4 separate regions of the Homo sapiens genome follow, and regions 1, 2 and 3 are each linked to region 4. Evidence: chromatin contacts called from ENCODE Hi-C data. All regions are on one chromosome and are shown on one strand. The core of a region is the stretch at or near the end of the contact, and the rest is flanking DNA. Distances in the headings are between cores, read along the strand shown.

Region 1 (2,700 bases), core at 52-2,551, 540 kb before region 4:
GAGAAAAACTGGATCATAAAGACTGACAGAAAATTATGTAAGGTAAGAGTCCAAAAGCCAAGAGTACTTCTCAAAAGTTAAATAATCATTATGATGGTAATTTTGGTGGCTCAGAGGCATCTCCAGTGACACTATTCTGAATATAACTTACTTATCCCTTTTGATCTCAATTCAGTAGCATTTTCAATTACATCCAAAATCTCAGCAGTTTTCTGAATAATTGAGATACCAAAAATTTAAACTTCAGTGAGCTAGGAGATTTAACTATTAAGAATATGTATAGAATTGGTTTTTCTACCTCAAGTAATACATTTCCACTTTAAATTTCATTTAAAAATCCCCAAATATTTTTCTTAATACCATTCTTGATATGTTAAATTAATTATTTTAGAAAAACCAAGTTATATATTTCTGCTTAAAGTATTACTTGTGGATAAAAGTTACTACGTGAAAGTCATCTAAATTAATTAATTCTGGAAACACAATATCAAATAAGAGGTACGAGAGAGAGAGAGAGAGAGAGAGAGAGAGAGAGAGAGAGAGAGAGAGAGAGAAAGGTATTAGGTAGCAATAGGTGAAAAAGCTACAAATGAAAAATTGTAGCAGCCCCCAATGAAATCATTAGGAACTAAATGTCTATTTGTAATAAGTGGCTTCAGAGATTCCAGAAAACAAATTGGAGATGTGTGGTAATGACTATAACCCCCTAAGTAATTCAGTGATTCAATTATGTATAGCATTTGCAGGGAAAACTCTACATTTTTGTGTCATATTAGCCAAACCTGACTTCACTGTACATTATTTTAGCCCAATGCTAAACAAGAACCACTGCTAATCTGCACATATGAAGCCTGGGAAATAAGGTCTTCAATAAAGATTTTTTTTTAACTTATCAAAAACAAACATGGATTAAACTTTTTATAAATAATGCTTCAAAGAGATATCTTTTCAGTAGTAAAAACAGACTGAATGTGTCCAAATATTCAGTCAGCATAGTTGGTTTAGATGATCTCTAAAGGGCTCTTCCATATGAAACTACGTTCCAATCACACCAGAGGGAGCACACTTAGGAAACTTAATAACAACAACTCTTCTCTTTCCTTGCAGTTAACAATTGAATATCTTTTACCAGTCTCCATTCTGCCAAAACGTTTTCTGTATACAAGCTGGCAGCACTGGAGAAGTTGTCGTCTTCTTTCTTTCCAACTCTTAGCATTGGTAGCCAAAAGTCTCTTTGTTGCTCAAATAGTCCATGCCATCTGCCAGCAGTTTCTCCATCCTGCGGTACCATCTGCCAAGCTCTGCTTCAGCGTCCAGGCCACGCTGCCTGAATGCTATTTCAAATGGCTGTCTCACCAGAAGAGAGAGCAAGCAAACCAACACCTTTTGGTTTTAACCATTCTTGGTAATCGTCACAAACACTCTCCTCTAGCTGACTGGTTCTAAAGATGGCAAAAAGCTCAACAATTTGAATGAAACAATTTCCTTTGATTTTTTTTTTAGCCTAAGAAATTAGACAGCTATAGAATGTTAATATAATCAGTCATTGATATAACACATTTTTATAGCTGCGATTCCTTTTTGTTTTTATAATGTATTCTTAATTACAATAAATTATTCTTCAGATAAAAAAGCAAAAAGGGGAAAACAATCCGTATTTCTACAGTTAATCCTGATTATATTAAAAGCAACTGCTGGCAGAAATTAATAATTCAGATGAATGTTATTAACAGTATAATACTAACTTTATGCTGCACTGCACTATTCTTCATTCTAATCTGCTTAAAATTCTTGACTTTAAAGTAGAAAACAACAAGGGCTGCATAACAGTCCCTTAACAAGGTTAAGCCTAAAGAGTTCCATTAATATCCTCCCTAAGGCCACCAGGAAATTCCTTAAAGGAAGAGAGTTTCAGGATTTGCTGTGGGTTATGCTCTAGGGCTTTTCTTTCTAGATTTGTTACTGCTATGAATTTATCTTACGTCTCCATCACTGCCCAGCCTTCAAGGGAGGCCCTCTTTATTCCCAGTCATCAAAACTCCTAGGATAACTCAACTACGATGACATGTGGAAGACTTTGCTATACTAGCACCAAAATTAAATTAACATTCAACTGAATGTCAGGAATCAAGTTCATTTATAAGAAATTATATTGTTCTACCCAAATGTCAGAAAATGTACATATTTTAAGATGCAACATCTGAGGTTTTCCAATCTTTACAGATAGCAATGTACACCATAGGCATGTCTGACCTTTATAAATGGGGGAGGGTGCTCTTATTGTATTAACCTCCACATTTCTTTTACATCTTTTAGCTTTGTAGACCATAGATCTTGATGTTGGGGTATATGGCTATTCTCATCCATTTCTAAAAACATAATCTACTTTTATACTCCTAATATGTGCAGAGTAAAGTTTCTAGTTTTTATTTCCCAAATTTTTATTCACAACAGAACAGCACATACTTGTTAAAGTCGAATACTTCCGAATACCACTAAATAAAATTTCATCATACCTATCATTATGCATATTCTGCTCACTTCAAGAAAAAGAAAAAAGAAAAGAAAAAATTGGCTATTAAATATTGGTCTTCAATGTCATATTTTTTTGCCTTGAAGCATACTATATTTAATAAACATCATGTAAAAGTATTCACATCTAAGATTTTACATTCTAATTTCACTGAAATTTGAGAATAA
Region 2 (2,700 bases), core at 52-2,551, 880 kb before region 4:
TTATTTCAGATTTTTACTACGTGTGTGCGTGTGTGCGTGTGTATATATATGTGTGTGTGTGTGTATGTGTATATACACACACAGTAAAAATGTACATATATGTATATATTTTAATCATTTGCTTCTCTCTTCCTCTTTTCTACATAGCCGAGGTTATCAGTGAGTTCTTGAGGCAGCCACATGAGTGTCTTCAGATGCCTCTTCCCTTTCTTCCTCCCTGAGATAAGTTATCATAATGTCAGAATTTCCTTTTGGTAGTTTTTCCTTAACTCTTGAGCTTTTCTTTCCTGTTGGGGTTCTAATCTAGGTACAGGCAGCAAGCACCATTTCTTTCATTTATTTACCACATCTCCAGTGTTTAATGCACTTCCCGGCACACAGTAGGCACTTAATAAACATTTACTTAATGAAAGAACATTCTCTATAATTCCTTTATTTTGACTTACTAGAGCTTAAAGTATATAGCTGACTTCATCTTTGTATACTTGTCTATTATACAAATAGACACTTTCTTACAATATTACCATTAATTTTTCTTTACAAAACAGGTTCTTTTCTTTAAGTCAAAGTTGTATCCCAAACAGTAATATCCAATTCAGCTTTTAACTATATTCAGAGGTACTACTTATTGGTGGACAATAAAAGAAATCCATGGATATAAATAAAAATAGTAAAATATATTTTATATATTAATACAAACCAGCATCACACTTATTAGAATATACAATTTTATAAAAATTATCCTATGTATTCAGTCTTTATTATCAATAATTCATATAGAAGTACCTCACTATATGAATATAATCTTAAAAAGAAAGTATTAGAGCAGTAGAATGGGGCTTTTTTCATGCTCATCTTTGAGCTGATACTAGAAATGTACTGTCTAAGAGGAATATCTGACATATATAAAAGGTTTCATATTCAAAATGTATCTCAAATATTTACCTTTGTAGATGTGAGAACTCAGTTGGCTTATAAATTACTTCAATTGTGGGTGTCTAAAAACATTTCCTAATTTAAAAAAATTAGAGCAAGTAACTAACAGAAAATAAAACTGGTGAATCACTAATCTTGAAAGGAAGTCAGCCAACCTATTTATCGTCTTGATTTTAGGGAGAGTTTTTCAGGACACATGCTCTTTCTTAAAAGACTATGAGACATGGAATGTTAACAATCTTCATTGTCAGGAAACTTCCTAAAATTTCGTCTGAATGCCTCATGCATCACTTTAAGCTCATTTCCTCTTACTGAACAGGGCAGCTGGCCAGCATCTTCCATTTGCACTGCCCTTAGCCTTCTCCAAACTGTGTTATAGAACACCCTTCTGAAATGGGCGTGGGAGGCCAATGTGAAACAGGATAGAAAACTCTAAAAACAGTATCTTGTGAGAAACAGCATTTTAAACTTAACTCTGAATGGGGCTACAGAGTAGGTCAACAAAGGGGGCCAACAAACTGAAGTGCTATCTTTTGAATAATTCAGACTAATTCTCAAACAGTATTATGGGGTCATAAAACACCAAGCCTGGAAATTAAAGATTTTTATGCCTCATCAAAAAGTCTTTGAATGTAACTTCCTGGCATACTGCCAACAAGGGCAGCTCTTTGGGGGAAAACCCTATGCCAAAGGCCAAAGAGGCAGCTGTGTTATTCAGCTCCTGAGAGCTTCCAACTCAACACCCACACAAGCTCAATTATGAACAAATTAAAGGAGTCCAGACTGAACACAGTAATTCTGGTAATTTAAATAAATAGGGAAAAGTCTACAATTAGTAGGAAAAGATTGATTTTCTCCAAAACCCAGAAGTATCCACTCTCCAGTCTCTTAAGTGACACCCTAACCCCTTTGAATTAGCATGACTACATGCAATTATTTAAAAACAAATTTCCTTTTATTTATCATGTTAATCATTTCTGTTCTGATTTAAATGTGACCACATGCATGCCAGTAAAAGTATCCACAAAATCCCAAGGCAAAGCAGCCTCAAAAGGGCTACATATACATTATACTTATAATGTATATATAGGAATTAATGACACTGAGTAAAATTGTTATCAGAGTTGTACACCTACATTTTAGAGCATATAATGTGTTAACCATCTCAAGAAGTGTTTAATATACATATCTGTAGTTAATCAATAAACATTTTTGCAAGTAAAGAGAAAAATTTAGAGTCATTGAAAAAGAATCGAAGATTTAATATTGGGGAATCTATTAATTAACTCACTTTTATTTCACTAATAGAATAAAGAACAAAATCCACATTATCAGCCAGTAAGGGCCTTAAAATCACTTACTAAAATTAAACATTCATTCTTGATTAAAAAAAATAAATGATTTAATCAAAAAACTTTTAGGAAGTTAGGAATGCAAAGAAACTTATGTAGCTTGATCAAATGTTTCCATCAGAAGCCAATAGCAAACATTATAATTAATGTGCATGCTCTCTCTCTCTCTCTCTCACACACACACACACACACACACACACACACACACACACACACCCCCCCCCCACAGTGGAAGCATTCCTGTTTCATCTTTAAACTCATTTTGATTAGCTGATTGTACAGTCCATGCAGGAGAATGAGTACATATGAAGAGCCAAAGTAATTTCACAAAGGAAGAAAAATTAAAGGAAGATTATCCTGTAAGTAATCAAAACAAGACATAATAGCAAGATAATTTAAATGGGGTGATGCT
Region 3 (2,700 bases), core at 199-2,698, 820 kb before region 4:
CACCATATCCACTTCTGAGTTTTGATATGGGGTGGAGTAAATCTGTCATTCACTTCTACTTTATTATGACAGCTGGTGCTATTTGGCAACTACCCTGTTCAAATTAAACCAAAAAAAGCAATTTTTCACATTTAAAACTAAGACTATGTCTACATCAACATCTAAACAATTGATTGAAAAGTTTAAATTCACTCAGGGAGCAAATTCATTTGTTCTAAATAAAACTGAAAAGCCAACTAAAAGTTGCTCTGACAGTTGGTGGTGCTTTTATTTTTTTATTTTTTCTTCTTAAATAACGGAATTGGGAAGCAGTTTGTAAGCAAGCACAAAGTAACATACTCTTAATATATTCAGTCTCCCAGTTTTTGTCCTTTCAAAACCGTTGCACATTAGGTACAGATAATTCAGAATACTTTTATACTCTATTTGACCCGAAAGAAGAACCAAACTCATAATTCAAATATGCTAATGACTGTTAAAAGAGACACCTGACCAATTATTTTCTTGTTAAGGCAGTTCTTGACACCATCCGTTATCCCGGTGGATGTAGAGTTCTTCCCATAATTTTAGCCACATCAAAAGTAGGGCACTAGCTAAACAAACATGTATGATTTATAAAGGCAGCCATATTTCAGCAATGCAAAACTAGTGGCCTAATATTTAATGAAGACTGTATGTTCAGATGCCTTTTCGACTTCATTTTTTTCTGCTAAATTGTAGAAGAAAATCTCAGCCTACCAAAAAAATGCTGAGAGATATAACCAAAGAATGAAAAATTCTAGATTTATGAATAAGTACAAATCATTTACTAATGTGTTATAATTCAATATGCATATATCTTTTAAAACCATTATTCAGCATAACAGTACACATTGTACTTTGTCTAGATCTCTAACTTCGAACAAAAATATCTATTAGAAAAATCAACTGCTACTTCTTAAGAAACATTAATAGTATTCTAAGAATACTGTGTATAAGCAAGACTCATTTTGTTTTCCTAACATCCTATTAGGATGATCTCCCATATTCTCTCAAAGAGAAACAGATTTGGAAACTTTAAAAAAAAAAAAAAAAAAAGGAACGGTCTTCCTTTTTTTTTTTTTTTTTCACTCTCTGGACTATGGTAATTAATGTCTACTCAATACCACGCTCAATCATCTGTCTCCCCTGGGACCACACTTTCAATTAAACCTTTTATTTCATCCAAGAATGCCTGTTCTCATTGACCACTGTGCTTTTTATCTGTGGATTTATGATAATCTAATGCACATCTCCTCACAGGCAGAATGGCCTTATACATCCTTATTGTTCATATACCAGAAGAGAAGTGAAAAACAAAATTAGCTCCAGCGGAAGCCAGGAAGGAAACTGCATTTGTTTAACACAGCGAGGGGCCTTTCACTACCTGCCCGGTGGCCTTGGCCATTACTCCGCCCTGGCCTCTCAATGTGCCGGCTGCCCCTGGCCTGGCTGTGTGCTTCTGATAAGAGATGCCAACTCCCTTGAGAGCTATTGAGCTAAGAGCAGAGGCAACGCAATCTTTGGGAAATATTTTCAAAGGTTTGTGAAGGAAGTAAGACATTCACATGCGATCAGTATTCTTTTCTGCAAGAAACCCTACAGGTTAAAGAGGAACCTCTGAACTGCTATCTGACAGCAAAAGCTTGGCTTCTTAATAAGTAAGCCACTAGCTTGTTTGCAGCTTTTTGCCTTTACTTTCTTTCCAGTTAGGACACACATGATTTATTTGGTTTCTGTTTTAGAAGGGCACAAATAATAGTGACATGTTATTAACTTAACCACCATGAAAATCATACTCAGTTTTTTTTTTTACAATCATACTCAGTTATACAGCTGAAGACAAAGTTCTATCTAGTACACTTCTATCTCTTTATGATATAGAGAATAAGTCACTGTTATGTATATCCCAAACATGAACAAATGTAGCAGCCTTCATCTTTGTTTAATTTCCTTGCATGCCTACATAGTACATAAAATTATCAAGTTAATAATTGCATTAATACTTATTTATATAATTTATTTGCAACCTAATACCAAAGAGGAATTGAGGTGATTGCATTAATAATTACACTGAAAATATACGCCCAGTTTCCAACAAGTTGCTAGTGTTGACATAGTCATATTTTTCTAATAGAAGAATCCAGAACCCAGAGGTTTTTTTTATTAAAGGTGGCCAAAACCTTAATGAATAATGTTTGTAATTCATTCATTTTAATGTGTAATGGAAACAAGCTTTAAGTAGACAATGACTGTGGGTGTGGGTACAGGCAAGGCAATTTCTAGTTAGAAAACAGGCTGATGCCATAAGTTTGTCTGTAAACTTGGTGCCTGCACGTTGAGCCTTTGTTTTTCTTAAAAAAAAAAAATACTGATAAATTTTGGCTACATTTCTCTCTTAGCCAAGAGTGCTTGTTTACTCCATGGTATCTCCAAAACATACTAGTAAGTAATAATTTGCATTCTATTGGATGGGTTATAGTTAACCATGTTCTATGGGAGAATACACTGAAACCTCCAATTCAGGAATGAAGGATCACACTTCCCTCTGAGCTGGCTATGGGAGTGAAGTCCCTTATGCTACCCACAGCAGTGGTGGCATCAGTAGAGGATTGGAGGAAGGGCTCCATCTGTGCCTACTACTATGGCAACAAGCGTTGCCATGGCAGGGGTCGAAGAGGT
Region 4 (2,700 bases), core at 104-2,603:
GACTTTCTTGCCTCCTTGTTTGGGGAGCAAAGCTAATAAGTCAGTTCAGTCATTAGAGAAACCTCCAGCAATATAGGAGTTAAGAGCTGAATCTAGCCGGGCGTGGTGGCTTACGCCTATAATCCCAGCACTTTGGGAGGCCGAGGCAGGCGGATCACGAGTTCAGGAGATCGAGACCATCCTGGCTAACACAGTGAAAACCTGTCTCTACTAAAAAATACAAAAAAGAAAAATCAGCCAGGTGTGGTGGCAGGCACCTGTAGTCCCAGCTATTTGGGAGGCTGAGGCAGGAGAATGGTGTGAACCCAGGAGGTGGAGCTTGCAGTGAGCTGAGATTGCGCCACTGCACTCCAGCCTGGGGACTCAAAAAAAAAACCACAACTGAATCTAGAATTATGTCTTATTTCTCCCATCCTTCTCCTTTGGACTAAAGATTAGGTATTTCTTCCCAACTCTCCTCTAGATCAGTTGAGAACAACCAAGACCACCACCGCCAAAGCAAATGCCAATTTTCAGCTGGGGTCTCTTAGCTCAAGACAGAATAGAAAGCTCTGCAGCAGGCTGAGTGCCCCAGGAACCATCAGTAGGAACAGTGCCACTACTGAATACCCCAAGTGCTTGTCAATGGCTTCCTAACAAATGGCTTCATTTAGACTCTCCTACAGGTCAGCCGCTGCATGTCCACCCGAGACTGCTAAAGGTCACACTCCTGCACTCTCTTTCCTTTTCTGGAAAATGACCTTGAAACCGTAATGAGCCTGGAGGAAGCCAACCAGACAGGAAATAAACCCGCTTGGGTGCGTGTGCTTGTGGAAGAGTTTTGGAAGACCTTCCATCCCCTGGGAAAACACTTGTTTGATACAGTCATGGCCAGCTATTATTCGTGATCTCATTGGTGGGAAGGCTGGTGGGGATTGATTTCAAAATGAACTTTAAGCTAAGAGGGCAGCTAGGAGGTGGCTCTGAGAGGCTCTGTTGACAGGGGCCAGTGGTGATGTCAGAGGAGCTCGGGTCAGGAATTCTGGGGCAAGGGCAGAGTTGATGAACCTTATTTTTAGATGGTGTTGATATTTTTAGTGAAAGTCCAACAGCCTCTCCATTTTTGGTTGGGGGGATAGAGGGAGAAGGGATGACTTCCTGGAGTTAGTCATTTCCTCTGCTGGTGAAGAGATTTGGCGGTGCTCCTATGTCATAGGAAGTGCCTGGAGATGGTAAACACTGCTGACATAATGGGAACTTACACCATGGGTGTGTCAGAGCACACATATTCCTTCCTGGACCCTGGGCCAGGTGAGTGGGGGATGCTTCCTGTTTTTGGCTCTAGGAGGATTTTCAACTTCTGGGAGCTGCTCTGGAGAATAAATCACAAGAACTGCTGGGCTAAGCAGCTGAGGCCACAGACATCAGAAAGTGATTCGGTGGCAAGAATTGTGGAATGTGCCCTGGCAGTTCCCAGAACTGCCGAGTCATCTTATCCTCTCTGAGGTGTATATGGGGCCAAGTGGGTTTGGTTCCAATACCATAAAGCGATCCTCATCTGAAATTTGCTCGCTTGCCAGAGATGCCCTTAGTGCCTGGATCTCATCCATGACTAAATTCATTCAGCAGAGCCTCCTGATTGCGCCTCTGAAATCTCCTATGAGTCTGGTTCCTGCACTGTACCTCTCCAGATGTCCGTCACCTCTTGTATGGATTAGTAGATCACCCGCTCTCCCTGACAATGATCTCTTCCATGTGGGCCCTCCTCCACACTGCTGGTAGTAGGCGCGGTCTTGGAAAACACATAGCAACCTTGTCACCGTTCCCCTTCTCCCTTGTCCATAGTAGATATTGCTAATCGCTCACGGCACTTTAACTACTAAGCCCAGACATAGGTGACCACCCAGTCTTTCTTAACATTATCCTTCAGCTCTCATGACTAATCACTTGGAAATGGCATTTGACATAAAGTCAATTTGCTATCTTGGTGCTCGTGTTATCTTCCTAAAAACGAAATCCAATTGTGGCTTTTCTCTGATGTGAGACTTCCTGTCTTCCTAGTGCCTTCAAAATGAATGCCAACTGCTTGGCAGGTGCCTAGGAACTAAAGCATCTCACCTCTCCTTCCTGTGCGGCCTCATCTTCTCACCTCTCCTTTCCCAACTTCCACTTTTTCCCTATGCATGCCTTGGGGAATGTCACACTCTTTCCCAGATACACTTTGCTTTTCTGTGACTCCTGGGTTTGTATGGGGTGTTCTTGCTTTCTGGATTTTCCTCTTTCCTTTTTCCTAGCCATAAACTCTCATTTTTTCAAACTCTCCATATTTCTCTTCTGCTGTATTTCCAAGATCTCACTAGGCAAAGTCAGGCACCTTTTCTGTGTTCTCTTGGGCTTCTGTTTTTGCCTCTGTTAAAGCATTGTTATTGTAATATGTTCTCATGCTGTATATATGTTACAATATATTGTGGTTATTACATGAATTATATGCATTATAATTATGGTCATGCATTTGCTTACTTATTCAACACATTTATTGACTGCCTTCTATGTGTTGTGTTACTAATAGGTAAATTAATACGTGGAATAAATGTTTAATGAACATGTTTTTGACTAAACAAATAAATGATATTTCCTTGCTCATCGAAGATGCCATTAGCCCTTGTATTTCTAAAGTAGCTTCTTCAAAACCACAGGAGTCTGTGAGTGAAAGTCTTTCCT

What was found. Hi-C counts contacts between places; a loop is a spot of excess contacts on that map. Pooled maps may share reads with other maps.
Region 1: a loop to region 4 is called in a map of psoas muscle, with 2.6 times the contacts of the local background. The contact joins two enhancer-like sites. A Hi-C loop is called at or near these places in 8 of 168 maps with a recorded cell type or tissue (A673, IMR-90, PC-3 and 5 more) and 9 of 50 pooled maps.
Region 2: a loop to region 4 is called in a map of A673, with 3 times the contacts of the local background. The contact joins two enhancer-like sites. A Hi-C loop is called at or near these places in 2 of 168 maps with a recorded cell type or tissue (A673 and naive thymus-derived CD4-positive, alpha-beta T cell) and 9 of 50 pooled maps.
Region 3: a loop to region 4 is called in a map of CD8-positive, alpha-beta T cell, with 3 times the contacts of the local background. The contact joins two enhancer-like sites. A Hi-C loop is called at or near these places in 2 of 168 maps with a recorded cell type or tissue (CD8-positive, alpha-beta T cell and naive thymus-derived CD4-positive, alpha-beta T cell) and 6 of 50 pooled maps.

What each region holds. Positions count from the first base shown.
Region 1 is chr2:204,859,017-204,861,716 of GRCh38, reverse strand. The region is part of intron 2 of PARD3B (par-3 family cell polarity regulator beta); the gene reads right to left. Among named protein-coding and RNA genes, the nearest start is that of PARD3B, 310 kb to the right of the region's middle. Within about 2 kb of position 1,301, at least 2 of the 41 ENCODE cell types and tissues checked have a DNase peak (open chromatin) inside an H3K27ac peak, as active enhancers do; they include psoas muscle, where a contact is called at or near this core.
Region 2 is chr2:205,196,837-205,199,536 of GRCh38, reverse strand. All of the region lies in intron 15 of PARD3B (par-3 family cell polarity regulator beta), which reads right to left. Among named protein-coding and RNA genes, the nearest start is that of NRP2, 480 kb to the left of the region's middle. Within about 2 kb of position 1,301, at least 4 of the 41 ENCODE cell types and tissues checked have a DNase peak (open chromatin) inside an H3K27ac peak, as active enhancers do.
Region 3 is chr2:205,138,864-205,141,563 of GRCh38, reverse strand. All of the region lies in intron 10 of PARD3B (par-3 family cell polarity regulator beta), which reads right to left. Among named protein-coding and RNA genes, the nearest start is that of NRP2, 540 kb to the left of the region's middle. Within about 2 kb of position 1,448, at least 2 of the 41 ENCODE cell types and tissues checked have a DNase peak (open chromatin) inside an H3K27ac peak, as active enhancers do.
Region 4 is chr2:204,320,729-204,323,428 of GRCh38, reverse strand. No RefSeq gene overlaps it. Among named protein-coding and RNA genes, the nearest start is that of PARD3B, 220 kb to the left of the region's middle. RefSeq lists an enhancer at 593-1,792. Within about 2 kb of position 1,353, at least 5 of the 41 ENCODE cell types and tissues checked have a DNase peak (open chromatin) inside an H3K27ac peak, as active enhancers do; they include psoas muscle, where a contact is called at or near this core.